Linked DNA regions of Homo sapiens: region 2 is linked to region 1. A link is an interaction called in ENCODE POLR2A ChIA-PET data of the cell type or tissue named here. Cell type or tissue: A673. All regions are shown on one strand. Links, peaks and the distances in the headings refer to the core of each region. The heading gives the core; the rest is flanking DNA.

Evidence for each region. ChIA-PET counts read pairs that join two places held together with the same protein. Peaks named below come from ENCODE experiments on the same cell type or tissue, not always from the same donor. Only the 100,000 strongest peaks of a DNase experiment are listed, where the experiment ranks them.
Region 2: POLR2A ChIA-PET joins it to region 1 with 6 read pairs; 4 of 35 experiments call an interaction of 5 or more read pairs at or near these places.

What each region holds. Positions count from the first base shown.
Region 1 is chr19:17,432,885-17,448,534 of GRCh38, reverse strand. It overlaps TMEM221 (transmembrane protein 221), which reads left to right. Exons shown (of 3, transcript NM_001190844.2): 1 at 1-392; 2 at 3,251-3,336; 3 at 11,608-13,026. The coding sequence starts at 73. The coding sequence ends at 12,077. Among named protein-coding and RNA genes, the nearest start is that of TMEM221, 8.0 kb to the left of the region's middle. RefSeq lists a silencer at 7,166-7,215. In A673, for the core only: a CTCF peak has its summit at 7,200 (motif pointing left); a DNase peak (open chromatin) is centred at 7,074.
Region 2 is chr19:17,344,812-17,360,461 of GRCh38, reverse strand. PLVAP (plasmalemma vesicle associated protein) reads left to right here. Exons shown (of 6, transcript NM_031310.3): 6 at 8,094-9,007. The coding sequence ends at 8,100. Among named protein-coding and RNA genes, the nearest start is that of GTPBP3, 15 kb to the right of the region's middle. RefSeq lists enhancers at 11,124-11,628, 13,410-14,371. In A673, for the core only: a CTCF peak has its summit at 14,111 (motif pointing left); DNase peaks (open chromatin) are centred at 11,451 and 14,061.

The sequences.
Region 1 (15,650 bases), core at 3,249-11,248:
CCCCCAACTCCCCTGCCCTCTAAAACCACTTCAATTCCTCAACTCTTCCCCCGGCCCGCAGGAACCCCCGCCATGGCCCGTTCTTACGGCGGCCGGGTGCTGGCTGCAATGACCCTGCTGGGCATCGCGGCGGCCGTGCTGGCGGCGCTGGGCGCGCAGCTGCTGTTTCAGCTGCAGGCGGGCCGCGCCGAGCTGCGGGGGCTGCGCGCCGAGGGGCTGGGCCAGGAGCTGGGCGCCGGCCCCGGGCTGCCAGAGGACGCGGCCGGGACGCTGCTGCCGCTGGCCGCCGCGCTGGCCGCGCTGGTGCTCGTGCTGGGGTTCACCTGCTTGCTGCTCGCCGCGCTCTGTGGCCACCTGGGCGCCGAGCTGGCGCGGGGGCCTGGCCCCAGGAGGTAGGAGGACTGGCCTCACCGCCTCGGAGGCCCGGCTGGGGGCTGGGTGAGCCTGGTTGAGCCTCTTCCCCTCTTTTGGCCTCAGGCTGGGGGGACAGCTTCCCTCCCCACTTCCCTCTCCCCACCACTCCATGTCTCTCTGCCTCCCTCCTTTCCTCTCCTCCTCCCTCCTTCCCTCCCTCCATTCTATATTTGTTCAATTTTGCAGCAGGTGCAACCACTGCTGTGTCTCGCATTTTGCAGATGAGGAAACTGAGGCTCAAAGAGGGTCCAGGATCAGCTTGCCTGGATCTCAAACAGGGGAGGCTGAGCTCTCAGGCTGTCTGGCTTGGAAGTGGGTGGGAGGCGGGACAGTGCTGGACTTGAACTTGGTTCTGGGTAGAGCCAGCCAGAGCCTGTGTCCTGGTCTGAAATTGAGTTCCTTCCTCAGGGACCTGAACTCAGTCAGGGATGTGGTCATTGAGGGACCCCTATCAGGGGCAGTGGTTGTGGAAGGAGGAACCCTCCTTGAGCTGAGGACTCCGCTGTCCCACATGGTAGTGTTTCTCTCCAGAATGTCGGGGGAGAGGAGCCCAAATTCTAGTCCAGAATTCTGTGAAATTGAGCAGATGAGAACTCCCACCATTGAGGTAGATCCTATCCAGACCATGCACCTTCCACCCAAGGGACAATGAAATGCATGGGTCCCACGGGTCAGCAAACATCTGTTGGGTGCCTGCCTGCAGGGGAATGGATCTGGCTCAGGGCATCAGAGACAGCGGGGACCAAGTGGACCCAGACCTGCTCTCATGGGGTCACAGAAAATAAGGAAACATAACAAGGACAAGGCATGGTGGTTCACACCTGCAATCCCAGCCCTTTGGGAGGCAGAGGCAGGAGGATCATTTGAGGCCAGGAATTTTTTTTTCTTTTTTTTTTTTTGAGACAGAGTCTTGCTCTGTCACCCAGGCTGGAGTGCAGTGGCGCTATCTCGGTTCACTGCAGCCTCCACCTCTTGGGTTCAAGCGATTCTCCCACCTTAGCCTCCCGAGTAGCTGGGATTACAGGTGCCCACCACCATACCCAGCTAATTTTTGTATTTTTAGTAGAGGCGGGGTTTCACCATGTTGGCCAGGCTGGTCTTGAACTCCTGACCTCAAATGACCCACCCACCTTGGCCTCCCAAAGTGCTGGGAGGCCAGGAATTTGAGACCAGCCTGGGTAATATAGCAAGACCTTGCCTCTACAAAAAGAAAAAATAATAATTAGCTAGGTGTGGTGGTGCATGCCTGTAGTCCCATACACTTAAGAGGCTGAGGCAAGAGGATCCCTTGAGCCCAGGAGGTCAAGGCTGCAGTGAGCCATGATCATGCTTATGAATAACCACTGCACTCTAGTTTGGGCAACATAGTGAGACCTCATCTCTAATAATAATAATAATAGCAGATGGTAATGAGTGCTGAGAAGGAAAGGAAACAGAGAGATGGGATAGAGAGGAGATAGGACTTTGGGATTTCTTCTGCTAAGGAGGGTTGTGAGTAAGGAGGAAGGTGATCTGATTTAGGTTTTGAATGACCACCTCTAGCCACTGTGCTGAAAAGGGGACAGGAGGGAAGGCGACAGGAAGATGGGGAAGGCGTCCACTTTCATTATACTGGTGGGAGCTGAGTGAGGATGGAAGCTCTTATAGCCTCCACTTCCTCCTCAATCAGTCTCACCTCTTGGGGTCGCGGTTTGTATCATCAATAACAGCATGTGAAACTCAGTTTCCTCATCTCTCAAAGAAGCTTGTAGTCTGTAAAATAATGGAAGCCAGGTGTGTAGCAAGTATCTGCACATAGTAGCTGCATCCTGAGTGTTGAGTGTTTGAGTGGACTCATGCATATAGATGGGTTATAGGGGAAAGAGAATGGATGGTGGATGGATCGAAGTAAGGAAGGATGAATGGATGGATGGATAGATGGATGGATGGATGGATGAGGGGTGGATGGATAGTGAATGGAAGATGGATGACCAGTGGATGGGTGGGTGAGGGATGGATAGATAGGATAGCAGAGGGTGTTTAAATGAATGGATGGATGGATGAATAGCACATGGTTAAATGGATGGAAGGCTGTATATGAGTGCTGGTCAAATAATCAATGAATATGAATGGTAAATGGATGGTGGACACTGACTTGGAAAAATGGATGTGTGGATGGATGGAGCATAGATAAATGGATAGATATCAGATAGTGGATGGTGGATATCTAAATGATTGTATGGATGGATGAATGGGTGGGGCCGATGGATGGATAAGTGGATGGATGAATGAATTGATAAGTGGATGGATGAATGAATGAGTGGATGGATGACTGGTTTGATGGATGGATAAGTGAATGGATGGATGGATAAGTGGATGGATGGATGAGTGGAAGTATGGATGGATGGATGGGTGGATGGATAAGTGGACAGATGGATGAATGGGTGGATGAATGGATGAATGGATAAATGGATGGATGGATGGATGGGTAAGTGGGTGGATGGATGAATGGGCATATGGATGGATGGGTGGATGGATGGATGAGTGGACAAATGGGTGAATGGGTGGATAAATGGATGAATGGATGAATGGATAAATGGGTGGATAGATGGATGGATGGGCTGATGGATACATGAGCTGATGGATGAATTGATGGATAGATGGAGAGTGGATAAGTAAATGGATGTAAATGGGTGGGCAAGTAGATGGATGATGGTTAGGTACTCACATAGATTTTGGGTCCCTGAAAGCTGGGTCCTTGTCTCATTTAAGCGGCTCTCCCTCCCTGTCCTCACTGACCTCCCCCCACCAGCTCCACTTCCTGAACCCTTTATCTTCCTGCTCCCCTTCATTCCAGGTCTGACTGGTTTCTCTACGACTGCCGCCTCCTCAGACATGTGGCCCTTGGCCTTTTCTGCTGTGGGATCTCCGTCTATTTAGCAGGTGTGTGCTGGAATAGAACGTGGGGCATGGGACCCTGGGCTGGGTAGAGAGCAGCAATGGTCCCCTAACTGGGATCAACTCTGCAGACAGCCTCCTTGAGTTCAACTCCAGGCTCTGACACTTCTTTGCTTTGGTGCCTTGGGCAAAGTCTCTCTGTGCCTTGATTTCCTCATCAGTACAATGGGAATAACTGTCATTACCTCACAGAATCACTTGAGGAGATTCTGAGATTTAATCCTCATGAAAGCCCATAGGACCAGGCATAGTAGCTCACATCTGTAATCCCAGCAATATGGGAGACTGAGGTAGGAGGATTGCTTGAGGCCAGGAGTTTGAGACCAGCCTGGGCAACATAACAAAACCCCATCTCTACAAAAAAAAAAAAAACTATATATATATATAATATATATTTATTAAATATATAAATATATATTTATATTTATATGTTTATATTAATATATATTTATATAATATATTTATATTTATATATTATATATCTATATATAGACTTGGTGTGGTGGTACACACCTGTAGTCCCAGCTCCTCGGGAGGCTAAGGTGGGAGGATCACTTGAGCCCGAAGGTTGAGGCTGCAGTGAGCCATGATCACCCCACTGCACTGCACTCCAGCCTGGGTGATACAGCGAGACCCTATCTCATTAAAAAAAAAAAAAAAAAAAAGCCCGTGGATGGCATCTGACTCCAGCAGGGACTCCACAAATGCTAGCTGTCATCAGAACACTTCTGATTCATCAGTTTTATAATTTGTTTGAACAAAAATTTTCATGGCCTGCGTGGTGTCTAAAGATAGCATTTTGGCCAGGCGCAGTGGCTCACGCCTGTAATCCCAGCACTTTGAGGGGCCGAGGCTGGTGGATCACCTGAGGTCAGGAGTTTGATACCAGCCTGGCCAACATGGTGAAACCCCATCTCTACTAAAAATACAAAAAAATTAGCCGGGCATGGTGGTGGGCGCCTATAATATCAGCCACTCAGGAGGCTGAGGCAGGGGAATCACTTGAACCAGGGGGCAGAGGTTGCAGTGAGCCAAGATCGTGCCACTGCACTCCAGCCTGGGCAACAAGGGCAAAACCCCGTCTCAAAAAAAAAAAAAAAAAAAAAAAAAAAGATAGCATTTTACAGGTTGGAATGAGTGAAAGCTGTTTTGGTTACAAATATCAATCTCCAGCTCAAAAATGGCTTGAGAAAAAAAAAAAAAAGGATACCCCAGATGCTGGAACGCATCACACTGTCCTTCCTTCCTGATTTGTAATAACTTTTCTTCAATCAACTTTCTTTCATCCATCCGGGCTGGTAAAGGAATGAAATCATTAAGTGTCTTTCAAGAGACTCCTAACGCCTTATATTTGGTTTTAATCTTGAAACAAATGTGTTGATGATGCTGCGGACTCAATGCTGAATCATATATAAGTCCCTGCCAGCCCTGTAAACAATCTGTTTTACAGGAAGAAAAAATATCCTACTGAATGAAAAACAGGATTTGCTATTACTGTTTTTTTTTCATAGTCCCACCACAGAAAATAGAAATTTAAAAAGATATTTAGGCCGGGCGCGGTGGCTCATGCCTATAATCCCAGCACTTTGGGAGGCCAAAGTGGGTGAATCACTTGAGGGTAGGAGTTCAAGACCAGCCTGGCCAATATGCTGAAACCGCCCCCCCACCCCACCATTAAAAATTCAAAAAAATTAGCTGGGCCTGGTGGCAGCTGCCTGTAATCCCAGCTACTCGGGAGACTGAGGTGGGAGAATCACTTGAACCTGAGAGGTGGAGGTTTCAGAGAGCCAAGATCGTGCAACTGCACTCCAGCCTGGGTGACAGACTGAAACTTCATCTCAATAAATAAATAAATAAATAAATAAATAAATGTTTAAAAAGATATATTAAAAAAATTTTTTTTGATGCGGAGTCTCGCTCTGTCGCCCAGGCTGGAGTGCAGTGGTGTGATCTCGGCTCACTGCAAGCTCCGCCTCCTGGGTTCATGCCACTCTTCTTCCTCAGCCTCCTGAGTAGCTGGGACTACAGGTGCCCACCACCACGCCCAGCTAATTTTTTGTATTTTTAGTAGAGACGGGGTTTCACCGTGTTAGCCAGGATGGTCTACGATCTCCTGACCTCAGGTGATCCACCAACCTCGGCCTCCCAAAGTGCTGGGATTACAGGCGTGAGCCACCACGCCCGGCCCTGAGCCACCACGCCAGGCCCTCAAAATATTTTTAATGAGATGTGAGCCTAAGGCTCACTGTGGGAATTTATATATGTGAAGTGCACGGAACACTGCATAACTTTTGTTGTTTGACTTAATGAAATGCTCCAGAAGTAGTTTTTTTTTTAAAAAAAGGAGAAGGGATGGATGACTTGTGCATCTGAAATTGTCAGGGGAAGTTGGCTTCAGGTGTGGCTGGATCCAGGCACTCAAATTAGGTTATCAGAAATGCCTCTCAGCCGGGTGTGGTTGCTCACACCTGTAATCCCAGCACTTTGGGAGGCCGAGGCGAGTGGATCACTTGAGGTGGAGTTTGAGACCAGCCTGGGCAACATGGTGAAACTCCATCTCTACTAAGTATACAAAAATTAGCCAAACATTGTGGCATACCCCTGTAATCCCAGCTACTCCAGAGGCTGAGGCAGGAGAATTGTTTGAACCTGGGAGGCAGAGGTTGCACTGAGCCAAGATCATGCCACTGCACTCCAGCCTGGGCGACAGAGTGAGATGCCATCTAAAAAAAAAAAAAAAAGAAAGAAAAGAAAGAAATTAGCCAGGCATGGTGGTTCATGCCTGTAGACCCAGCTACTCAGGAGGCTGAAGGCAGGAGGATCGCTTGAACCCAGGGGGCGGAGGTTGCAGTGAGCCGAGATTGTGCCATTGCACAGCCTGGGTGACAGAGTGAGACTCTGTCTCAAAAATGATGTTGTTGATAATAATAATAATAATAAAAGAAAAAAGAAACAGAAATGCTTGTCACTTCACCTGTTCATCTGCTGTTCCCTGAATGGGCTTCTCTCTGAGAAAGATGCCTCTATCTGTAAGCACTTTTGACACGATGCCTGGAGCCTTGAGTCTTTGCACAGGCCAACAGAAATATTAAAGACCTAGGGAATAAGATATCCTCATTCTAAAATACAAGAACAATTACAAAAGGAAAAAAAAGGTAACATTATGTCAGCCTCACTAAGCGTAAAATTGAGAATTCATTCACCTCCCATTTAGATTGTTTTTGAGGCTAGGTGACCTCATTCAGCAAGAATTCCCAAGCACATCCAACCAATCATCCATTCATCGCTAGCTAGAACTAAAAGAATAATTACAAAATCCCTTTCAAAATGTTTCCAGCCAAAAAAAAAAAAAAAGTCCTTGGCCTTGCTTTCACATGTGGGACATCATGCAGTGTGATATCTTCCAAAGCAATAGTACAGAGCCAGAGAACGCGTATAAACAGCCTGGAAAGTGCCAAAAAAAAAAGTCCCCCATGTGTTCTGGGCCCCTCTCCTACCAATACCCTAGACGCTGCAGGAAAATCTATCTGTCCCAGTAGCCCAGGCTAAAGTCTCAGGGCTGACTCTGATAGGCTGAGCTTGGGCCATGTAATATTCCTCCACCAATCACTAACATCAGGGGAAGCAATTAATGCTCTGATTGGCTGAGCTTGGTCCAATGAGGACATCATTGATGCCAAAGTGGCTTAGTGATCCCAAATCCACTCTGCAGTGTAGAGATAGGGACCAAACCAGGGATTCTCCACTGAGACTGATTCTGGCCTCAGAGGAACTTTTGTCACTGCCTGGAGACATTTTTGGTGGTCGCCACAGAGTTGAGGGTGGGATGCTACTGACATCTAGTGGGTAAAAGCTGCTAAACGTCCTACGATGCACCACCACTAAGAATGGTGCCAACTGTATGCTGGAGAGGCTGATGGAGGGCTAGCTAGCTCAGGTCCTCAAAGTCCCTTCTTTTTTTTTTTTTTTTTTCTCTGAGATGGAGTCTTGCTCTGTTGCCCAGGCTGAAGTGCAGTAGAGTGATCCCAGCTCACTGCAACCACCACCTCCCAGATTCAAGCGATTCTCCTCCCTCAGCCTCCCAAGTACCTGGGATTACAGGAGCCCACCAGCACGCCCAGCTAATTTTTGTATTTTTAGCAGAGACGGGGTTTCATCATGTTGGCCAGGCTGGTCTCAAACTCCTGGCCTCAAGTGATCCGCCCACTTCGGCCTCCCAAAGTGCTGGGGTTACTGGCGTGAGCCACCACGCCCGGTCCCTCAAGGTCCCTTCTTATTCACATTGGCTAACTGAGGCCAGAGAGGGGTTGTGAATCTCTCAATGCCCCCCAAGCCTGGGGCGTGGCAAACCTGTGGGCACCAGAGAGTAGAGAGCAGAGGCTGGCTCCTCCACCTTGACCCTCACCCCCACCCCAGGCAGAGACAGACAGAGATGCAGGACCCTGAGAGCTGAGTTGCTGGGGGTGTTTCTGGTTTTGTTTGTTTAGAGACAGGGTCTTGCTATGTAGCCCAGGCTGGACTTGAACTCCTGGCTCAAGCAATCCTCCTGCCTCAGTCTCCCAATCCATGTAGCTGGGACTACAGGTGTACACCACCATACCCAGTTAAGTTGCAGTTTCACTGTGGCAAAGTACACATAACAAAAACATTACCATTTTAGGCCGGACGCGGTGGCTCACGCCTGTAATCCCAGCACTTTGGGAGACCGAGGCGGGCAGATCACGAGGTCAGGAGATCGAGACCATCCTGGCTAACAAGGTGAAACCCCATCTCTACTAAAAATACAAAAATTAGCCGGGTGTGGTGGCGGGCGGCTGTAGTCCCAGCTACTCGGGAGGCTGAGGCAGGAGAATGGCGTGAACCCGGGAGGCAGAGCTTGCAGTGAGCCGAGATTGCGCCACTGCACTCCAGCCTGGGTGACAGAGCGAGATTCCATCTCAAAAAAAAAAAAAAAAAAAAAATACCATTTTAACCAGTGTATTTTATTTCCATTTTTTGAGACAGGGTCTCGCTGTGTCACCCAGGCTGGAGTGCAGTGGTGTGATCATAGCTCACTGCAGCCTCCATGTCCTAGGCTCAAGCAATTCTTCTGCCTCAGCCCCGCAGCTAGCTGGGACCGTAGGCAAGCACTGCCATTCCTCGATAGTTTCTTATTTTTTGTAGGGACTGGTCTCCCTATGTCACCTGAGCTGGCGTCGAACTCCTGGCCTCAAGCAACCTCTCACCTCGGCTTCCAAAAGTGCTGGGATTACAGGTGTGAGCCACCTCGCCCAGCCGTTACCCACTTTAAAGTGAACAGTTCAGTGGGATTGAGCACATTCACGGTCTTAGGCAACGATCGCTACTATCTGGTTCCAGAATATTTTCATCACCCAACAGGAAACCCTGTCTCCATTAGCAATCACTCCCCATTGCCCCTTCCTCATCCCTGGAAGCCACTAATCTACTGTCTGTCTCTATGGATTTGCTTGTATTTTTTTTTTTTTCTTTTTTCTCGAGACAGCGTCTTGCTCTGTTGCCCAGGGTAGAGGGTAGCGGCGCGATCTCGGCTCACTGCAATCTCCACCTCCCAGATTCAAGCGATTCTCCTGCCTCAGCCTCCCAAGTAGCTGGGATTACAGGCACGTGCCACCACACCTGGCTACTTTTTATATTTTTGGTAGAGACAGGGTTTCACCATGTTGGCCAGGCTGGTCTCCAACACCTGACTTCAGGTGATCCACCCACCTCGGCCTCCCAAAGTGCTGGGATTACAAGCATGAGCCACTGCGCCCGGCCAGGATTTGCCTGTTCTGGACATTTCAGATCAATGACACCTCACACTCTGTGGCTATTTGCATCTGGCTTCTCTCACTCAGAACGATGTTTTCCTGGTTCATCCACATTGTAGAATGGAGCGGTGCCTCATTCCTTACATGCTGCATCATATTCCCTCATATGGGTATTCCACCAACAGGGAGGCTTTTTTTTTTTTTTTGAGATGGAGTCTCGCTCTGTCACCCAGGCTGGAGTGCAGTGGCGTGATCTCGGCTCGCTGCAAGCTCCGCCTCCCAGGTTCACGCCATTCTCCTGCCTCAGCCTCCTGAATAGCTGGGACTGCAGGCGCCCGCCACCACGATCGGCTAATTTTTTGTATTTTTAGCAGAGATGAGGTTTCACCGTGTTAGCCAGGATGGTCTCGATCTCCTGACCTTGTGATCCGCCCACGTCGGCCTCCCAAAGTGCTGGGATTACAGGTGTGAGCCACCGTGCCCGGCAAGGGAGGCTTCTTAAGAGATAGAGCAGGTGTCGGGCGCAGTGGCTAATGCCTGTAATCCCAGCACTTTGGGAGGCCGAGGCAGGTGGATCACCTGAGGTCAGGAGTTCGAGACCAGCCTGACCAACATGGTGAAACCCCTGTCTCTACTAAAAATACAAAATTAGCCAGGCATGGTGGTGCATGCCTATAATCCCAGCTACTCAAGAGGCTGAGGCAGGAGAATTGCTTGAACCCGAGAGGCAGAGGTTGCAGTGAGCTGAGATTGTGCCACTGCACTCCAGCCTCGGCAACAAGAGCAAAACTCAGTCTCAAAAAAAAAAAAAAAAAAAGATAGAGCAGGTAGGTCCTGTTCCTCCCCAGCTCCAAAATCCCCCTACTCATTGCTCTTAGAAGAAAACCCGGTAGGACACAGTGGCTCACGCCTGTAATCCCAGCCCTCTTGGCAGGCCAAGGCTAGAGGACCACTTGCGCTCAGGAATTGGAGACCAGCCTGGGCAACAAGGCGAAACCCCGTTTCTACTAAAAATACAAAAATCAGGCTGGGCCCAGTGGCTCATGCCTGTAATCCCAGCAGTTTGGAAGGCCAAGGTGGGCGGATCACCTGAGGTCAGGAGTTCAAGACCAGCCTGGCCAACATAGTGAAACCCTGTCTCTACTAAAAATACAAAAATTAGCTGGCGTGGTGGTGGGTGCCTATAATCCCAGCTACTTGGGAGGCTGAGGCATGAGAATCGCTTGAACCCGGGAAGCAGAGGTTGCAGTGAACAGAGGTCACACCACTGTGCTCCAGCCTGGGTGACAGAGCAAGATTCTGTCTCAAAAAAAAAAAAAAAAAAAATTAGCCAGGCATGGTGGCATGCACCTGTAGTCCCACCTACTCAGGAGGCTGAGGTGGGAGAATCACCTGAGCCTGGGGAGGTTGAGGCAGCAGTGAGCTGTAGCCGAGCCACTGCCTTCCAACCTGGGTGACAGAGCAAGACCCTGTCTCAAAAAAAAAAAAAGAAGAACAAGAACAAGAACAAGAAGAAAAAGAAGAAGAAGGAGAAGAAGGAGAAGACCCACACCCCTTTCTGTGGCCCCCACCCTCATCTGGTCCCCAACATCCACTCCTTCCTTAACTCCTCCATCTCTCCCCCACCTCTCCACCTTTCTGCTCCAGCTACACAACCCATTTTTCTTTTTTCTTTTCTTTTTGTTCAGACTGAGTCTCACTCTGTCACCCAGGCTGGAGTGCAGTGGTGCGATCTCGGCTCACTGCAGCCTCCATCTCCCAGGCTCAAGCAATTCTCCTGCTTCAGCCTCCTGAGGAGCTGGGATTACAGGCGCCCGCCACGATGCCCAGCTAATTTTTGTATTTTTTGTAGAGACAGGGTTTTACCATGTTGCACAGGCTGGTTTCAAACTCCTGACCTCAAGTGATCCACCTGCCTCAGCCTCCCAAAGTGTTAGGATTATAGGCGTGAGCCACTGAGCCCGGCCAGAACCCGTTTTGCTTTTTTCTGAGCCTCGGACACTCTTGGGTGTTTCCACCTCAGGACCTCTGCACTTGCCATGTCCCTGCAGCTGTCATCCTCCTCAGCTCTCCCAAAAACTGCTGCTTCTTCCCCAGGGTCTCAGCTCAAATAGCTCCTCCTCAGGGAAGCCCTGGCCCACAGCTGCTGAAATTAGTCTCTTTCTGTTGTCTCCTTCGGAGGCAGCACTGTGCTTCAGAGCACAGACTCTGGAGCCCACCAGCCTGGGTTAAAATCCCACCTCTGTCACTTCCTGGCTGTGTGGCTTTGAGGAGTCCCCTAACCTCTCTGGGCCCCAGCTTTCTTCTCTGTAAAATGGATGTGATGATGATGCACGAGTGGGATGTGGGAGGATTAAATGCCTATTCTATGTGCCTGTCATGTGGCAGGGCTTTTCGTAATTTCTCCCTGTGTGCAAGAACTCCCTGAGGGCTTGGAGGGCAAATGTTTGTTGACTGAATAAATGAGAGTCGTTTCCTTCCCTAGCACTGTCCATCTATGCCTTGCTACTTTTCGAGATCGAGACAGGCGCAGCAGCTGCTTCCATCCTCGGCTCGGGCACCCTGGTTCTGGTGGCTGTGCTGACCCACACTCTCCTCCGGGCTGCCCGGGCTGCCCGCCGTGGGCTCCATGAGTTGTCCCCGCCATCCTTTGAAGACGACCTCGCCCGCCCTGCCGAAGTCTCCAAGGCCAGCCCCAGAGCTCAGCCTCAGCAGGGTATCCATCGTCGGACCCCCTATTCAACCTGTCCAGAGCCTGGGGACCCCTTTGGGTCCATGGCCACTGCCACAGCACCTGCAGCCCTGGAGGGAGGCTGGGAGAGCAGCCTGCCTGCATCCAGAATGCACCGGACACTGTCGGCTGGCCTGGGGCACTGGGACGGGGTTACGCACGAGATGCGTCGAATGCTGGGCCACAGACCAGGGAGCATGGGGAAGGACTCCACACTGGTGTGAGCCCAGGGATGAGGAATAGAGACCTGGTGTAAGAAAAGGATACCATAGAGATAGGTTCGGGTTCAGCTGCAGTAGCAGTAGGACTTGATTTTTCTCTCATTTTATTGCATCCTTGGCTTTTGTCCTCAAGGTTGCCTCGTGGCACAAAATAATTGCCAGAGCTCCAGCCTTCACCTCCTCATTCTGAGGGAAAGTCAGAGGCCAGCGCTGGCTAGGTGTCTCCTGGAAGTCTTCCCAGGAAGCCTCGAAACCCTTCTTTTTATATCCCACTGGCCAGAACAGAGCGAAATGGCCATACCTTGCTGCAGGGGAGGCTGGGAAATGTGGCTGTCCAGATGGATGAGATTCTGTTACAGGCATAAGGGGAGCGGGGGGCTTAGGCAGTGATTCTCTAAGTGTCTCCATCCATTTCACAGATGAGGAAACGGAGGCCCCAAGAGAGGCAGTGACTCACCAGGGGGCCCACGGCCAGGACTGAGCACCAGAGCCAGGATTCTCACCTGAACCCCATAATCTCCATGCTGCTGATGTGCAAGTCTCAGACTCTGCAAAATCCACTGCACCCCCTCGGGCTGTGAACATTTCAAATCCATGTGTGCCAAGCTTGGAGCAGCCCAGGGCCAGGGGCACGGCTGGAGAGCTGGACCCAGGTTCCTGGCTGTGGACCCATGGCTGAGGGCTTAGCTGCTTTGTGCCTCAGTTTCCTCATCTGTAATATGGGGACACGAAGTGGCCCTGTCTCCAAGGGCTCTGACAAGACACATGACTTCATGTGAGGCATTCCGGGGACCCCCACACAATAGGTCCTCAATGTGTGTTAATCGTTCTCATGCTGCTGCTGCTTTTGGGGTGTAGGCATGGGTAGTTTCTGGGGCTCAAGGAAATAACAGAGGGGTCTCCAAAGGTCTCCTGTCTTGCACAACCCACAAGTAAACTCTGATATTCACTATCTGTGTGTTACTCAATGTTCAATTGTGCTGCGTGGCCAAGCCCAGGCCCATGGGTGGGACTTGGGTCGGGGGAAGGAAGGGCAAAAGTGAGAGCCAGGCCATGCCCCTTGTAGTCCCCAGGCTGGGACGCATGCTCCACCAGTTAGTTTTGTTTGGTTTTGGTTTTGGTTTGAGACAGAGTCTTGCTCTGTCTCCCAGGCTGGAGTGCAGTGGCACAATCTCGGCTCACTGCAACCTCCGTCTCCCAAGTTCAAGCGATTCTCCGGCCTCAGCCTCCTGAGTAGCTGGGATTACAGGCACCCACCACCATGCCTGGCTAATTTTTATATGTTTAGTAGAGACGGGTTCACCATGTTGGCCAGGCTGGTCTCGAACTCCTGACCTCAAGTGATCCCCTGCCTCGGCCTCCCAAAGTGCTGGAATTACAGGTGTGAGCCACTGCTCCTGGCCTTTTTAAAATTTTTTTGAGATGGAGTTTTGCTCTTGTGGCCCAGGCTGCAGTGCAATGGCCCAATCTTGGCTCATTGCCACCTCCGTCTCCCGGGTTCAAGCGATTTTCCTGCCTCAGCCTCCCAAGTAACTGGGACTACAGGAAAGGGCCACCATGCCCGGCTAGTTTTTACATTTTTTGTTTGTTTGCTTTTGAGACAGAGTCTCACTCTGTCGCCTAGGCTGGAGTGCAGTGGCGCGATCTTGGCTCACTGCAACCTCCGCCTCCCTGTTTTAAGTGATTCTCCTGCCTCAGCCTCCCAAGTAGCTGGGACTACAGGCAAGGGCCATCATGCCTGGATAGTTTTTACATTTTTAGTAGAGATGGTGATTTACCATGTTGGCCAGCTGGTCTCGAACTCCTGACCTCAAATGATCCATCCACCTTGGCCCCTCAAAGTGCTACAGGCGTGAGCCACCACGCCTGGCCTGAATTGTATACTTCTAAATGGTTAATTTTATGTTAATGTGATTTTTCACCTCAACACATTTTTAATTTTTTTTTTTTTTTTAAAGAGAGGGGTTTGCTCTATCACCCAGGCTGGAATGCAGTGTTGTGATCATAGCTCATTGCAGCCTCAAACTCCTGGGCTCAAGTGATCCTCCTGACTCAGCATCCAGAGTAGCTGGGACTGCAGGCATGCACCACCACACCTGGTTAATCTTTGTATTTTTTATTTTTGTAGAGATGGTGTTTTGCTATATTGCCCAGGCTGGTCTCGAACTCCCAGGCTCAAACAATTCTACCACAGCCACCCAGTAGCTGGGATTACAGGGGTGTGCCACCATGCTCCCTCCCACACACACAAAAATAAAGCAAGGCCGGCGCAGTGGCTCATGCCTGTAATCCCAGCACTTTGGGAGGCCACGGTGGGCAGATCACGAGGTCAGGAGTTCAAGACCAGCCTGGCCAACTTGGTGAAACCCTGTCTCTACTAAAAATACAAAAATTAGATGGGCATGGTGACGCATGCCAGTAATCCCAGCTACTTGGGAGGCTGAAGCGGGAGAATCGCTTGAACCGGGACCCAGGAGGTGGAGGCTGCAGTGAGCTGAGATTGTGCCACTGCCCTCCAGTCTGGGCTACAGAGCAAGACTCCGTCCCCCACAAAAAAAAAAAAAAAAATACAGAAAATTAGCTGGACATGGTGGTGGGTGCCTGTAATCCCAGCTACTCGGGACGCTGAGGCAGGAGAATCACTTAAGCCAGGGAGGCGGAGGTTGCAGTGAGCCAAGACCGCACCACTCCTCTCCAGCCTGGGCACAAAGCGAGACTCCGTCTCAAAAAATAAATAAATAAAAATAAATAAAAAATTGCACCCTGGGCACCTCAGCAACCTCACCCTAGGCTGGTCCCTGCTCTTCCTCCTGATACCTCAAACTTGAACCTTGGAAATGATAAGGTTCCAACTTGGGAGGCCCGGCTGAAAACCGCCCCCTCGTCTGCACTGCCTGGAAGGGGAGCTGAGTTACCGAGCATCTTCCTATCTCAGCCAGAATCAGGTGAGGCGCAGGGCAAGGCTGGTCCTGGGGCTGCAGCCAAAACCTCCAGACTCCAGGCACCTGATATGGGTTTGGCGTGCGGCTTTCAGAGTGTTCCGGGAGCTGGGCAGACCTGCCTTAAGGAACAGTAATGCAAACTCAGTTTCGTTCTTTACAAACGGAGGTGATCTCCCCTACCCAACAAGCCATAGGCACAAGGCCCCAGTCGAAAAGGGTAGAAATGTCTCCATTAATTCCACAGGCCTCGCAAACACAAGCTCTGTCAGCATTCTGGTATGTTCTAGGGTGTGGACAGTATCTGTCAAAGATGTTCTCTTGCAAGAGGATCACCTGAGGCCAGGAGTTCAAGACCAGCCTGGGCAACATAGGGAGACTCCAGCTCTACAAAAAAATTAAAAATTAGCCAGGCATGGTGGTGCACACCTGTGGTCCCAGCTACTTGAGAGGCTGAGGCAAGAAGATCAGCAGTGATTGAACCACTACGATCCAGCCTGGGCAACAGAGCAAGACCCTATCTGTTTAAAAGAAAAGTAGGCAGGGCACAGTGGCTCACTCCTATAATCCTAGCACTTTGGGAGGCCAAGGCAGTCGGATTGCTTGAGGCTAGGAGTTCAAGACCAGCCTGGCCAAC
Region 2 (15,650 bases), core at 7,651-15,650, 92 kb after region 1:
AGGGTGGAGGGAGGCTGATCTCACACTTGCTTCTTCCTTAATTGAGCACCTGCTGTATACTAGGTCATGTATGGTTGGGCGTGAGGGACACAGCAGTATCCAAGACACACCCAGTCCTGTCCTCATGAAACTCCCTGAGTAGTGGGTTAGACAGTGTCATGATGGGACTACCAAAGAGCCTACAATTATTAGGCACCTACTGGGAGCCCCACGCAGTTCTAAGTACTTTGCAAGATTAATTCATGTAATCTTCACAACTTAACAATAATAGTAGGGCAAACCACTATTCTACCCACTTTCCAGATGAGGAGAGTGAGGCACAGAGAGGGCATGCCCTGTACCCCAGGGAGCACAGCAGAGCTGGGACATGAACCCAGGCCATCGGACCCCAAACAGGCAAGAGAGAGCCTTGGTGAGGAAGAGCTGGAGCATGAGGAGCTGGCCTCAGGGAAAGCAGGGGGAACAGTGTTCTAGGCAGCAGGAACAGCCAGGCCAAAGGCCTGGAGGCTGGACGGGGGTGAGGGAAGGTAATGAGCAGAGGGAGAGAAGGGGGAGTGGCATCCAGGAATGAATCCTGACCTTTACTTTCTAGAAAATGAGTCTCAGCTGGGCACAGTGGCTCATGCTTGGAATCCCAGCTACTCAGGAGGCTGAGGCAGGAGAATTGCTTGAACCTGGGAGGCGGAGGTTGCAGTGAGCCGAGATCATGCCACTGCACTCCAGCCTGGACGACAGAGTGAGACTGTGTCAGAAAAAAAAAAAAAAAAAGAGGCCGGGTACGGTGGCTTACGCCTGTAATCCCAGGCCGAGGTGGGCGGATCATGAGGTCAAGAGATCAAGACCATCTGGCCAACATGGTGAAACCCCATCTCTACTAAAAATACAAAAAGTAGCTGGGCGTGGTGGTATGCGCCTGTAGTCCCAGCTGCTTGGGAGACTGAGGCAGGAGAATCACTTGAACCCGGGAGGCAGAGGTTGCAGTGAGCCGAGATGACACCATTGCACTCCAGCCTGGGAACAGAGCAAGACTCTGTCTCAAAAAAAGAGAGGCTGGTTGCAGTGGCTCACGCCTGTAATCCCAGCACTTTGGGAGGCTGAAGCGGGCGGATCACTTGAGCTCAGGAGTTCAAAACTAGCTTGGCCAACATGGTGAAACCCTGTCTCTACTAAAAAAAAAAAAAAAATACAAAAATTAGCCGGGTGTGGTGGTGGGCACCTGTAATCCCAGCTACTCCGGAGGCTGAGGCAGGAGAATCACTTGAACCCGGGAGGTGGAGGTTGCAGTGAGCCAAGATTGAGCCACTACACTCCAGCCTGGGCAACAAAAAATAAAAATAAAAATAATAAATAAAAAAGAGTCTCAGCTAGGCACTGTGGCTCACACCTGTAATCCCAGCACTTTGGGAGGCCGAGGTGAGAGGATTGCTTGAGCCCAGGAGTTCAAGACCAGTCTGGGCAACATAGCAAAACCCCCTCTGTACAAAAAATACAAAAATTACCCAGGTGTGGTGGTGCGCACCTGTAGTCCGAGCTACTCAGGAGCCTGAGGTGGGAAGATCGCCCGAGTCCAGGAGGTGGAGGCTGCAGAGAGCCAAGATCGCATCCCTGCACTCCAGCCTGGGAGACAGAGTGAGATCCTGTCTTGGAAAAAAAAAAAAGATAGTCTCTGAAGTCAAGGGCCTGGAAATGCTTTGCTAATTGCAAGGTGCCATCCAAAAATGACCGGAGCAAGGGACTAGGGGCCTCTGTAGGAAGCAGCAAGGGCTCCTGGCACACGCTCAGGTCATGGCTTGCTGCCTGTGCCCCCTGCCTCCTCCCAGAGTCAGTCACTTCTCAGAGGGTGGCCTGTGCGTCACAGGGATGGTGACTCAGGCCACCGCCCCAAGAATAGCCTGTGCTCTCTCTGGGGTCCTGCTACACCACTGACGGAGGAGTCAGGGCCTGGCATTGCTGTTTGCAGTTTAGGACCCGAGGCTCAGGAAGGCACCAGAACTTTAAGTCAGATCCCTTTGACCCCAACCACTGTGCCTATGACCATTTTGCCACGGAGCTATTGTCATTCTGGGTCTGTTGCAGCCTCAGAGGGCTAATATGGGATTTCTGGCCAAGTAGATTTCCGAAAGCTTTGCCGCCAACTCCCCAGGATGCATCATGTCCAGCTCCATTTCCACCTCTTCTTCTTTTTTTTTTTTTTCCTTCTTGCATACCCTCTCCAACAGGGAGCTCACTCCCTCGCCAAGCTGTCTCTCAACCCCTTTGCTCTAGATGGCTCTGTCTGGGAGAAAGTTCTCAGCCCTGAGCAGCCCACAGGGAGGGAAACAAAAAGGTGAGGAGGAGATTCCCCGCTCCAAGCAAACACAATTTTCCTCTCTCCATCTTGGCCGAAAGCCCTCATGGCAAGGAAGGAGGTTCTATTATTATCCCCACTTCTCAGAGGAGGAAACTGAGGCCCCAGGGAAGTGAGCAGCCTGGGGTCACACAGTGGAGAATCAGGGCCAGGCCCGGGCTCCCAGCCCAGGACTGTCAGGGCCTCGGCTGAGAACCAGGGAAGCTCTTGACATTGTTTACCCCGAAATGACGTCCACCTGCCGAGAAAACAATGTGTACTTAAGCCTGGACCTTGCCTGCTTCTCTCCTCACGGTCGCAGGAAGGGCTTCTGGCCTGCTGGCTTCTGCCCTTGACTCGCCTTCCCCTGAGAGAGGCCGGGGGCAAGTGGGCTGGGGCTGTCTGCTCTGGGTTAACTGGGCAACTTGGGGAGAGTCACTGGAATTTTATTTTTTTAATCATTATTTTTTTCGAGACAGGGTCTTGCTCTGTCACCCAGGCTGGAGTGCAGTGGCACGATCATAGCTCACTGCAGCCTCGAACTCCTGGGCTCAAACAATCTTCCTGCCTCAGCCTCCCCAGTGGTTGAGCCTACAGGTACACTCCACCATGCCTAGCTAAATTGTTATTTTTTTGTAGAGACAGGGGTCTTGCTATGTTGCCCAGGCTGGATTTGAACTCCTGGCCTCAAGTGATCTTCCTGCCTCGGCCTCCCAAGTAGCTGAGTCACTAGAATTTTAGATGCACCTAATGAGGTGCTGGGACAAGACTCAGCATTAAATCACCCACCTCATGCATCGGGAGAGTTGATTTTTCCTTTTCCACTCCTTTTTCTTTTTTTTGAGATGGACTCTCACTCTGTCTCCTAGGCAGGAGTGCAGTGGCGCAATCACAGCTCACTGCAACCTCCGTCTCCTGGGTTAAGCAATTGTCCTGCCTCAGCCTCCTGAGTAGCTGGGATTACAGGAGTGTACCACCACACCTGGCTAATTTTTGTATCTTTTTCTACAAAATTTGTAAAAATTTTGGGGTTTCACCATGTTGGCCATGCTGGTCTCAAACTCCTGGCCTCAAGTGATCCGCCCTCCTTGGCCTCCCAAAGTGCTGGGATTAGAGGTATAAGCCACCCCCTCCGGCCTCCACTCTTACTTCTTCTTCTTTTGTTTTTTTGTTTTTGAGACGGAGTTTCTCTCTCGTTGCCCAGGCTGGAGTGCAATGGCCCGATCTCAGCTCACCGCAACCTCCACCTCCTGGGTTCAAGTGATTCTCCTGCCTCAGCCTCCCAAGCAGCTGGGATTACAGGCATGCGCCATCACGCCCGGCTAATTTTGTTTTTTTAGTAGAGACGGGGTTTCACCATGTTGGTCAGGCTGGTCTCGAACTCCCGACCTCAGGTGATCCACCCACCTCAGCCTCCCACAGTGCTGGGATTACAGGCGTGAGCCATCACACCCGACCCACTCTTATTCCTTCTAAGCCTTGATAAAATCTCAGTTTAGTGGGACAAAGTGGCTCACGCCTGTAATCCCAGCACTTTGGGAGGCTGAGGAGGATGAATTGCTTGAGTCTAGGAGTTCAAGTCCAGCCTGGGCAACATAGCAAGTCCTCGTCTCTAAGAGAGAAAAAATAAAATTCTCATTAATATAGTGTTTAGTTTAAAAAAATAAAATAGACAAAGCCTTAGCTGGTATTAACTTGCTCTAACGGCTTCCAGACACTTGCGCATCTCCCGTGTTCCCAAATCGATGGCCGACGCAGGGCCCCACATCAGCTGGGCTTCGGCGTGAGGTCTTGCTCTTATGGAAAAAAAATCTTTCTTTTTCTTTTTAGATGGAGTCTCACTCTGTCGCTGGGCTGGAGTGCAGTGGCGCAATCTCTGCTCACTGAAACCTCTGTCTCCCGGGTTCAAGCGATTCTCATGCCTCAGCCTCCCGAGTAGCTGGGATTACAGGCACGTGCCAGCATGCCCGGTTATTTTTTGTATTTTTTAGTAGAGACAGGGTTTCACCACATTAGCCAGGCTGGTCTCGAACTCCTGACCTCAGGCAGTCCGCCCGCCTTGGCCTCCCAAAGTTCTGGGATTACAGGCATGAGCCATGGTGCCCGGCCTATGGAAAATTTTAAAGTCATTTTCTGTTGGTGATGTGTGCGCCAGCTTTCCTTTACTTGATGAGACTGAGTGTCCCTTCCTGCAGATCACATGAGGCAGAGCAAAAACAAAAACAAACAAAAAAAGAAGTAGAGACTGAGTGTCTTTGGAAATCAATGTAAGTTTCTTTAAAAACGATATAAAGACAGTAATGGCTGGGTATGTTGGCTCACACCTGTAATCCCAGAACTTTGGGAGGCTGAGGCGGGCAGATCATGAGGTTAAGAGTTCAAGACCAGCATGGCCAACATGGTGATACCCTGTCTCTACTAAAAATACAAAAAATTAACTGGACATGGTGGAGTGTGCCTGTAATCCCAGCTACTCGGGAGGCTAAGGCAGGAGAATTGCTTGAACCAGGACCTGGGAGGTGGAGGTTGCAGTGAGCTGAGATTGCACCACTGCACTCCAGCCTGGGCTACAGAGCGAGACACTGTCTCAAAAAAAAAAAAAAAAATTAACCAGGCATGATGGCATGCACCTGTAGTCCCAGCTACTTGGGAGGCTGAGGCAGGAGGACTGCTTGAGCCGAGGAGTTCAAGGCTGCAGTGAGCTATGATCACGCCACTGCACTCCAACCTGGGTGACAGAGGAAGACCCTGCCTCTAAAACGTTTTTTAAATGGCAAATATTAAGTAAATCTTGGTCCAGGAGCTATGTGGCTGAATATGGCAAAAATTGCAATGGGAAGAGCTTTTTTTAAAAAAGATTTTATTATTTATTTTATTATTATTATTATTATTATTATTATTATTATTATTTTGAGATGGAGTCTCACTCTGCCACCCACGCTGGAGTACACTGGTGTGATCTCAGCTCACTGCAACCTCCACCTCCCAGGTTCAAGCAATTCTCCTGCCTCAGCCTCCCGAGTAGCTGGGATTACAGGTGCCCGCCACCAGCCTGGGTGATTTTTTTTGTATTTTTAGTAGAGATGGCGTTTCACCATGTTTACTAGGCTGGTCTTGAACTCCTGATCTCAGGTGATCTGCCCGCCTCAGCCTCCTAAAGTGCGAGGATTACAGGCTGGGCCACCACACCTGGCCAAGATTTTATTTTTATTTTTAATTTTAATTTTTTTTTTTTTTTGAGACGGAGTCTTGCTCTGTCACCCAGGCTGGAGTGCAGTGGCACGATCTCGGCTCACTGCAAGCTCTGCCTCCCGGGTTCACGCCATTCTCCTGCCTCAGCCTCCTGAGTAGCTGGGACTACAGGTGGCCACCACCACGCCCGGTTAATTTTTTGTATTTTTAGTAGAGGCGGGGTTTCACTGTGTTAGCCAGGATGGTCTCGATCTCCTCATCTCGTGATCCGCCTGCCTCGGCCTCCCAAAGTGCTGGGATTACAGGTGTGAGTCACAGCGCCCGGCCCTTTTTTTTTTTTTTTTTTTGAGACAGAGTCTCGCTCTGTTTTCCAGGCTGGAGTGCAATGGTGCCATCTCGGCTCACTGTAACCTCTGCCTCCCAGGTTCAAGTGATTCTCCTACTTCAGCCTCCCGAGTAGCTGGGATTAAAGGCATGCACCACCACACCCGGCTAATTTTTGTATTTTTAGTAGAGACGGCGTTTCGCCATGTTGGCCAGGCTGGTCTTAAACTCCTGACCTCAGGTGATCCGCCCACCTCCGTCTCCCAAAGTGCTAGGATTACAGGTATGAGCCACTGCGCCTGGCATTATTTTCTTAATCTTTTTTATTTTTTGAGAGAGTCTTGCTGTGTTGCCCAGGCTGCAGTGCAGTGGTGTGATCTTGGCTCACTGCAACTCCCACCTCCTGGGTTCAAGCAATTCTCATGCCTCAGCCTCCCAAGTAGCTGGGATTACAGACATGCATCACCAGGCCCGGCTAACTTTTGTATTTATAGTAGAAATGAGTTTTCACCACATTGGCCAGGCTGGTTTTGAACTCCTAGCCTCAAATGATCCCTCCACCTCGGCCTCCCAAAGTGCTGGGATTACAGGCATGAGCCACCGCGCCCGGCCGTATGGGCTTAAGATGGGAGTCCAGCCCTGGCTCTGAGCTGGACACGTGGTTAATGTTGTTCAAGTTCACTGTTAACGCCTCTGATGATTCGTGTGTCCATTCGAGCCGTATTTATTGAGCAGCTGCTGGTAACCGGGCATGGTGCTGGGTGCTGGGAACAAGGCACAGAAACCCGCTGCCCTCATGGGGCTCACAGTCTAGTGGGAGAGATGGATAATAAATTAGATGAACGGGTCACTCAAGGGTCCTTTGGTGATGGGCGAGACAGAGAAAGGGGCAGGAAGCGTAAGAAGGTTGGAACTTTCTACCAGAGACAGGGCAGGCTACACCGAGGAGGTGATATTGAAGCAGAGACCCAGAGGAGGTGAGGGAGGAGCCATGGGGGGATCCCAGGAAGGGTGCACCAGACAGAGGACACAGCCAGGGCAAAGGCCCCAAGGTGGGACCGTGCCTTGTGTGTTTGAGGGAAGAGGCCGGTGTGGCTGGAGTGGAGTGATGGAGGGGAACGGGAGGAGGAGGTGAGGGCAGGGAAGTGATGGGAGCTGATCAAGCCCTGCCTGTGGCTGCTGTGAGGACCTGAGCAGACGGGGGATGTGCATGACCCAGTTCAAGCATCCACAAGTTCCTCTGGTCACTGTTGGGGAACAGACTACGGGACAAAGAGCTGGGGACCAGGACAGAGGGATGTGCATTGACCCAGTTCAAGCAAAGATGGAGCCTTGCAGGCTGGCAGCAGGGACAAGAGCTGGGTAAATGCTGGTTGAGGATGGAGTCTGGGGCCAGGGCCAGGGCCCAGAGCCAACCAAGGAACGTGAGGCCACTCGGGCCCCAGGGAAGAGCCGGGGAAGGAAGGGAGAGGACCAGCGGAAGCGGGACTTAGCCACAGCCCCCTCCTCCCCCAGCAGGAAACAGGCTCTAAGCCAACCCCTGACCCCTCGCAGGAACCTCTGCCAGGCCCAGGAGGGGGAGGGCATCCCAGATAGCAAGACAACTCCGATCGTGCAAAGGCGGTGGGGCCGGAGGGTGCGGAAGCAGTGTGATGGCTCTTGGAATTGTTGGGTCTTTGGCACAGCAGGAGTCCCTGATGGGGAGGCCTGGCAGGGGCAGAGGGGTGGAGCCCTGAATGCCACGTTGTAAGGTTTGGACTTTCTCCTGAGGGCACTGGGGAGCCATGGAGGACATGTGAGCAGGAGCAGGCAAAAGAGGGAGACCGAAGCCTTGCCTTGGGAACCAGTGTAGGGGTCTGGGGGAGCAGAGGCTTTGGGGTAAATTCTCAGTATCCCCAGAATGTTGGGAGGCACTGGGGAGAGTCAAACAAGCTGTAGCAGAGGCTTGGGGCTCGTGAAGTGTGGCCACTCTGAATCTCAGTCTCTTCATCTGTATAATGGGGAAGAACACACCTCAGTCTCACCATTCACCATCCTGGGGAGGTTCAACACATGAGCGTCTCATGGAGAGGCTGAACCCGAAGGAGCCCTGGGGTTCTGAGGAAGAAGTAGGGGCCCAGGGTGGTAGGAGGCAGGGCCGGGGTCCCCAGGATGTTGTGTCCCCGCTGAGGACGAGCCTCCAGGGCCCGGCGAGGTTTGCCCTTCCCTCTGTCTGACACTCTGTTGTGTTACCATCCCCTTCCTGCCCTAGTGGCTGAGGAGGCTCCAGGCCTGAGGACCAAGGGATGGCCCGACTCGGCGGTTTGCGGAGGATGCAGGGATATGCTCACAGCGCCCGACACAACCCCCTCCCGCCGCCCCCAACCACCCAGGGCCACCATCAGACAACTCCCTGCATGCAAACCCCTAGTACCCTCTCACACCCGCACCCGCGCCTCACGATCCCTCACCCAGAGCACACGGCCGCGGAGATGACGTCACGCAAGCAACGGCGCTGACGTCACATATCACCGTGGTGATGGCGTCACGTGGCCATGTAGACGTCACGAAGAGATATAGCGATGGCGTCGTGCAGATGCAGCACGTCGCACACAGACATGGGGAACTTGGCATGACGTCACACCGAGATGCAGCAACGACGTCACGGGCCATGTCGACGTCACACATATTAATGTCACACAGACGCGGCGATGGCATCACACAGACGGTGATGATGTCACACACAGACACAGTGACAACACACACCATGACAACGACACCTATAGATATGGCACCAACATCACATGCACGCATGCCCTTTCACACACACTTTCTACCCAATTCTCACCTAGTGTCACGTTCCCCCGACCCTGGCACACGGGCCAAGGTACCCACAGGATCCCATCCCCTCCCGCACAGCCCTGGGCCCCAGCACCTCCCCTCCTCCAGCCTCCTGGCCTCCCAGCCACTTCCTCACCCCCAGTGCCTGGACCCGGAGGTGAGAACAGGAAGCCATTCACCTCCGCTCCTTGAGCGTGAGTGTTTCCAGGACCCCCTCGGGGCCCTGAGCCGGGGGTGAGGGTCACCTGTTGTCGGGAGGGGAGCCACTCCTTCTCCCCCAACTCCCAGCCCTGCCTGTGGCCCGTTGAAATGTTGGTGGCACTTAATAAATATTAGTAAATCCTTCAAAGACTCCAGAAGCGTGATTTCTGCTTTTAAAGGTACCACATGGTTTCTGGGCATGCTGGCTCACGCCTGTAATCCCAACACTTTGGGAGGCCAAGGCGGGAGGATCACTTGAGGTCAGGAGTTCGAGACCAGCCTAGCCAACATGGTGAAACCACATCTCTACTTAAAATACAAAAATTAGCTGGGCGTGGTGATGCACGCCTGTAATCCCAGCTACTCGGGAGGCTGAAGGAGGAGAATCTCTTGAACCCGGGAGGTGGAGGCTGCAGTGAGCCAAGATCGAGCCACTGCACCCTAGCCTGGGCAACAGAGCAAAAAACAAAACAAAACACAACACAACAACAACAACAACAACAAAAGTACCACATGGCTATGAAGGAGAAAAGACTGGAAAGAAGATGAAAGCCAGGGAACCTCCTCCCCAACTCCTCCAGGCCACAAGACCCTTCAACCTGGAACAAACGTTGGGGGACACCAGCAGCCCCCAAGGCACAGGCATCTCTATACACAAAGGGAAATAGCAGAGTCATAGCCAAAGAGGGTTTAATGCAGTGGCTACAAGGCACAGCATCATGACGGCAATGCTGTTAAATTTAGTGTTTCCTTTAAACAGCAGGCCAAGAAAGATGTCTCACATCTGTAATCCCAGCATTTTGGGAGGCTGAGGCTGGAGGATCGCTTGAGCTCAGGAGTTCAAGAACAGCCTGGGCAACATAGCAAGACACTGTCTCTACAAAAACCTTAAAAATTATCCAAGCATGGTGATGTGCACCTGTGGACCCAGCTAATCTGGAGGCAGAGGTGAGAGAATTGCTTGAGCCCAGGATTTCAAGACCAGTTGTGGCAATATAGTGAGAACTTGTCTTTACAAAAGATTTTAAAAATTAGCCAGGCATGGTGGCACACGCCTGTAGTCCCTATAATCCCAGCACTTTGGGAGGCTGAGGTGAGTGGATCACCTGAGGCCAGGAGTTTAAGACCAACTTGGCCAACATGGCAAAACCCCATCTCTACAAAAAAACACAAAGCCAGGCGTAGTGGTGTGCGTCTGTAATCCCAGCTACTCGGGAGGCTGAGGCACGAGGACCTCTTGAACCCTAGGAGGCGGAGGTTGCAGTGAGCCGAGATCACGCCACCGCACTCCAGCCTGGGCAACAAAGCAAGACCCTGTCTCAAAAAAAAAAAAAAAAAAAGAAAGAAAAAAGAGAAAGAAAGTTCTAGGTTTGCAAAGAATTCTCCAGAAAAGGTACCAGTGTCCAGTTTAAAGACACTTTGGCTCACTGCTATCACTAAATTAGCCAGTAGTCAGGGAAAAGCAAATCGAAAGAACACAGGGAAATCACATTGCACCCAGCAGACTGGGAAAATGTCTTTTCAAGGTCATAACACCCAACACCTACTGCAAGTAAAGGTGTAGAAAAAAGGTCCTTTTCCTACAAGACTGGTAGAAATTCAAGTCCTGTAATAGCCCTTCCAGAAACTAGTTTAGTGAAACGTAATAAAATCAGGCTGGGTGCAATGGCACATTCCTGTAATCTCAGCACTTTGAGAGCCCTAGGTAGGAGGATCGCTTGAGCGCCAGAATTCGAGGTCAGCCTGGGCAACATAGCGAGACCTCGTCTCTACAAAAAATTTAAAGAAAACCAGGTGTGATGGTGCGTTCTTGTAGTGCCAGCTACTTGGGAGGCTGAGGTGGGAGAATTGCTTGAGCTCAGGAGCTGAAGGCTGCAGTGGGCTCTGATTCCACCACTATGCATCAACTTGGGTGACAGAGCAAGACCCTGTCTCAAATGAATGAATGCACAAAACTTTGACTCTGTAACCCCATCCCTGGGGCTTTATCTCTAACAAGTAAAAACTTCAGGACATAAAGCCAATGGCCATCAGGAAAAACAGCCTTAAAATCGCTGTCTAGGGCCGGGCATGGTTGCTCATGCCTGTAATCCCAGCACTTCGGGAGGCTGAGGCGGGCAGATCATTTGAGATCAGGAGTTCGAGACCAGTCTGACCAACGTGGTGAAATCCCATCTCTGCTAAAAATACAAAAAAATTGGCCAGGCGTGATGGTGCATGCCTGTAGTCCCAGCTACTTAGGAGGCTGAAGCAGGAGAATCGCTTGAACCCAAGAGGCAGAGGTTGCAGTGAGCCGAGATCGCGCCACTGCACTCCAGCCTGGGCGACAGAGCGAGACTGCATCTCAAAAAAAAGAAAGAAAGAAAGAAAGAGAGAGAGAGAGAGAGAGAGAGAGAGAGAGAGAGAGAGAGAGAGAGAGAGAGAGAGAGAGAGAGAGAAAGAAAGAAAGAAAGAAAGAAAGAAAGAAAGAAAGAAATCACTGGCTAGGATCTCAGCTTGTCTCCTCCCCCAACACCTCCCATCCTCTCAATCCCTCAATTCCCTCCCAGCCCATCCCCTGGGGTCCTGGACTGGGACGGATGAGTCACAAGGACCTGGGAGCTGGCAGCGCCACGCTTAGGGCAGGCTAGTCTGGAGGGACAAAGGAACGATATTTCCGGGATACGGAAACAAGGGCGAGAGATGGTCACCGCAGGAAGCGCTCAGCTGGGGCTCTGCCAAGACAGAGTAGGGGGGTCAGCCTGGCCAGACCGCCCAGACGGGCTGAGCTGGAGGCCCCAAGGAAGCGGGGACATCCCTGCCCCTAAGCCTACTGCCAGACAGCCCAGAGTCCTTAGGGGGAGACATTGATGCCAGCCAGTCCTAACCATCCCAGAAGACCTGATTTAGGATTTCAGAGCCAAACATCCCTGGGTTTGAATCTTGGCTCAGTCAATCCTAGCCTCCATTTTCTCATCCAAGCATTGGGTGTAATAATAATAACTCTAAGGTCAGGCATTGTTTTTATAAATAAAGTTGTATTAGGGCTGGGCACGGTGGCTCATGGCTATTATCTCAGCGCTTTGGGGGATCGAGATAGGAGGATCGCTTGAGTCCAGGAGTTTGAGACCAGCCTGAGAAATTTAGCAAGACCCTATGTCTAGCAAAAATTTAAAAATTAGCTGGGCATGGTGGTGCGTACCTTTAGTCCCAGCTACCTGGGGGGCTGAGGCAGGAGAATCACTTGAGTCCAGGAGTTGGAGGCTGCAGTGAGCTAGGATTGCACCACTGTACTCCAGCCGGGGCGACAGAGCAAGACCCTGTCTCTAAAATAATAATAGTAATAATTCTAAACTCTCCAGACACATGGGCACAGGCCTCTGGTCCTTTGTCTGTTTTGCCTTCCAGAGCATTCCAGGAGCCATCATCCCTCTAACCGATCCCAGTGACCTGGCCCTGGCTCAGCCCCTGTACACTTGCACCTCAGCTGCTGCCTCTGGTATGGCTCCTGTGCTGGTCCAGAGGAGTCTTTCCATTACAGACTCTGTCCAAGTCCCTCTCCTGCTCACACACTCTCCATGGCTCCCTATTACCCTTAGAACAAAGTCTAACTCCTTAGCACATCTGTGACTCCCCTTTTGCCTCCTCCTATCCTGGACTTTTTAATTCTTTGTAAAAGACTCAACATTCATTAATTTGTGCTGTGCCCTTGGATTAGAAAGTCTTTTTCATGTCTAACGAACCCTTCTACCTCTGAAGCCCAGCTCCAGAGACCCCCTCCTCCAGGCAGCCTTTCTTGAAGTCCCAGATATAGCCCTTGCTTCCCCTTTTGGAAACCTCTCTCCCAGCCTCATCCCTCCCTCTTTCCAGCTCTGACCCTAAAGCTCTGACTGTCCCAGGCTGGTGACTCCTCAGGAACCGGGTGGGGGCTGAATACAGGGGGTGGGGGTCGAGCAATTGGCCGATCAGGCCCCCTTCCTGACCCTGAGGTCCAACCGCCTGGCGAGTCTCAGACTCTTTGGGGATTTCCTGCAGCCTCTATAAATAACCCCCATGGCTGCTTCCCACAAACCACCTCACCCTTCTTGGAAAAAAAGGATTGTAGCCAAGGACCTCAGGCCAGCTGTGTGCCAGGGCCCCAGGGAAGGCAGGCGGGGCCCCAGCATCCTGTCCAAAGAGCATCTCCAATCCCACCCAGGCACAGGCCCAGCTCACCCCTCCTGGGAGCCTTCAGGACCCTCCCCACTTCAAGCCCACCCCTCACGCCCAGATCTACATTATTGCTTTTCTTCTCTGGGCATCGGTTTGGTTTCCTGATGGGGCCAATAGTAACATCTGTGGACTCAGCTCATGGTGTGACCCTTTCCACTCTGGCCACCGCCCCTCCAGCCCCAATTTGTTGATTTGGTTGAACAAGCAAGGAAATGAACAAATAGTGACATACTGCCAGGAACCCTGTAAATAAAATCAGGCCTGGGTCTCCTCTAGTTGGGTGGTTGGGAAACTCTGGTGGCCTCCTTTGGCCCTTGTCATGCCCTCTGTCTGCCCGGGATGTCTCCCAGGCTCTGTGTCCCCTGAAACCAGAGAGTTTCTATCTTCAACCACTGGAGGTGGAGATCTTTTTCTTTTTTTTTTTTTTTTAATGTGAGATGGAGTCTCACTCTGTTTCCCAGGCTAGAGTGTAGTGGCGCCATCTTGGCTCACTGCAACCTCCGCCTCCCAGGTTCAAATGATTCTCCTGCCTCAGCCTCCCGAATAGCTAGGATTACAGATATGCACCAGCACGCCCGGCTAATTTTTGTATTTTTAGTAGAGACGGGGTTTCACTACGTTGGCCAGGCTGGTCTCCTGACCTCAGGTGATCCACCCACCTTGGCCTCCCAAAGTGCTGGGATTACAGGCGTGAGCCACCGCGCCCGGCCCTGAGGTCTCCTTCAGTTGGGTGGTCAGAAACTCTGCGGGCCTCCTTAGGCCCTTTTCGTGCCCTCTCTCTGCCGCGGATGCCTCCCAGGCTCTGTGTCCACTGAAATCAGAGTTTGTATATTCAACCACTGGAGGTGGAGATCTTTTTCTGATTCCAGAAAAGATCCTGATTCTCTTCGAGACTCAGTTTCCACCCCAGTCAGGGGAAGTTAACCATTCACATGCCACCAGGTGAATGCGGAAGGCCTAGATCCGCTGAGGGTGGGGCACCGGGAGCGCTGATGGGAGGATTGCTGGGGACCGCCTCACTTAGCGCGACGCGCCCTCTGCTGGTCGGTCCCCGCCACGTCAGGCTCCCCGAAGAATCTCAGACGAACCTCTGCCTATCAGACCCCTCCATCCATCCCTTCTCCAATGGTCTCCCTCCTCTTTCTCCTCCTTTCCTCTGCTCCAGCCACTCTGACCACCTCTGGCCGGGCGCGGTGGCTCTCGCCTGTAATCCCAACACTTTGGGAGGCTGAGGCGGACAGATCACTTGAGGTCAGGAGTTTGAGACCAACCTGGGCAACATAGCAAGATCCTGTCTCCATGAAAAAAATTTAAAAATTAGCCGGGCATGGTGGTTGTGGTCCTAGCTATTCAGGAGGCCGAGGTGGAAGGATCAACTGAGCCCAGGAGGTTGAAGATTACAGTGAGCCATGATTGTACCACTGCATTCCAGCCTGGGTGACAGAGTGAGACCCCACCCCAACCCCCCCCCAAAAAAAGGGCCAGGCATAGTAGCTCACACCTGTAATCCCAGCACCTTGGGAAGCCAAGGCAGGAAGATTGCCTGAGCCCAAAAGCTTAAAACCAGCTTGGGCAACATAGTGAGAACCCATCTCTAAAAGAAATTTAAAAATTAGCTGGGCGTGGTGGCGCATGCCTGTAGTCCTAGCTATTCAGGAGGCTGAGGTGGGAGGATCACTTGAGCCCAGAAGATGGAAGCTACAGTGAGCCATGATCGAGCCACTGCAGTCCAGCCTGGGTGAAAGGGAGAGGCCTTGTCAAAAAAAAAAAAAAAAAAAAAAAAGGTCGGGCGTGGTGGCACATGCCTGTAATCCCAGCTACTTGGGAGGCTGAGGCAGGAGAATTGCTTGAACCTGGAAGGCGGAGGTTGCAGTGAGCCACAATCACGCCACCGCACTCCAGCCTGGGCGACAGAGCAAGACCCTGTCTCAAAAAAAAAAAAAAAAAAAAAGCAAACAAACCAACAAAAAAACCTGACCATCTCACTATTCCTTGAACACACCGCGAAGTTCCTGAATCAGTGGGATATGTAATCCAGTGAAATATGTGTCAGTGGGATATGCATATGAAGGGATTTGCATATTCAGTGCCCTCTGCCTGGGGTGCCCTCCCCAGACTCCTCCATCTGACATCCTCACCATTCAGATCTCAACACTCATCACCTCTGCCAGGCAGCCCACTTTAAGTTGCCTGACTAGGTCACTTCTCCTCTTTATGAGCTTCAAAGAAGCCATCAGGCCAGGCACGGTGGCTCACACATGTGATCCCAGCACTTTGGGAGGCTGAGGTCTCAGGATCACCAGAGGCCAAGAGTTTGAGACCAGCCTGGGCAACACAGCAAGACCCCCATCTTTACTTAAAGAAAAAAAAAAAAAAGGCTGGGCACGGTGGCTCACGCCTGTAATCCCAGGCATTTGAGACCAGCCTGGCCAACATGGTGAAACCCGTCTCTACTAAAAATACAAAAATTAGCCAGGCGTGGTGGCACACGCCTATAGTCCCAGCTACTCGGGAGGCTGAGGCAGGAGAGTCGCTTGAACCTGGGAGGCAGAGGTTGCCAGTGAGCTGAGATCATGCCACTCCACCCTGGGCAAAA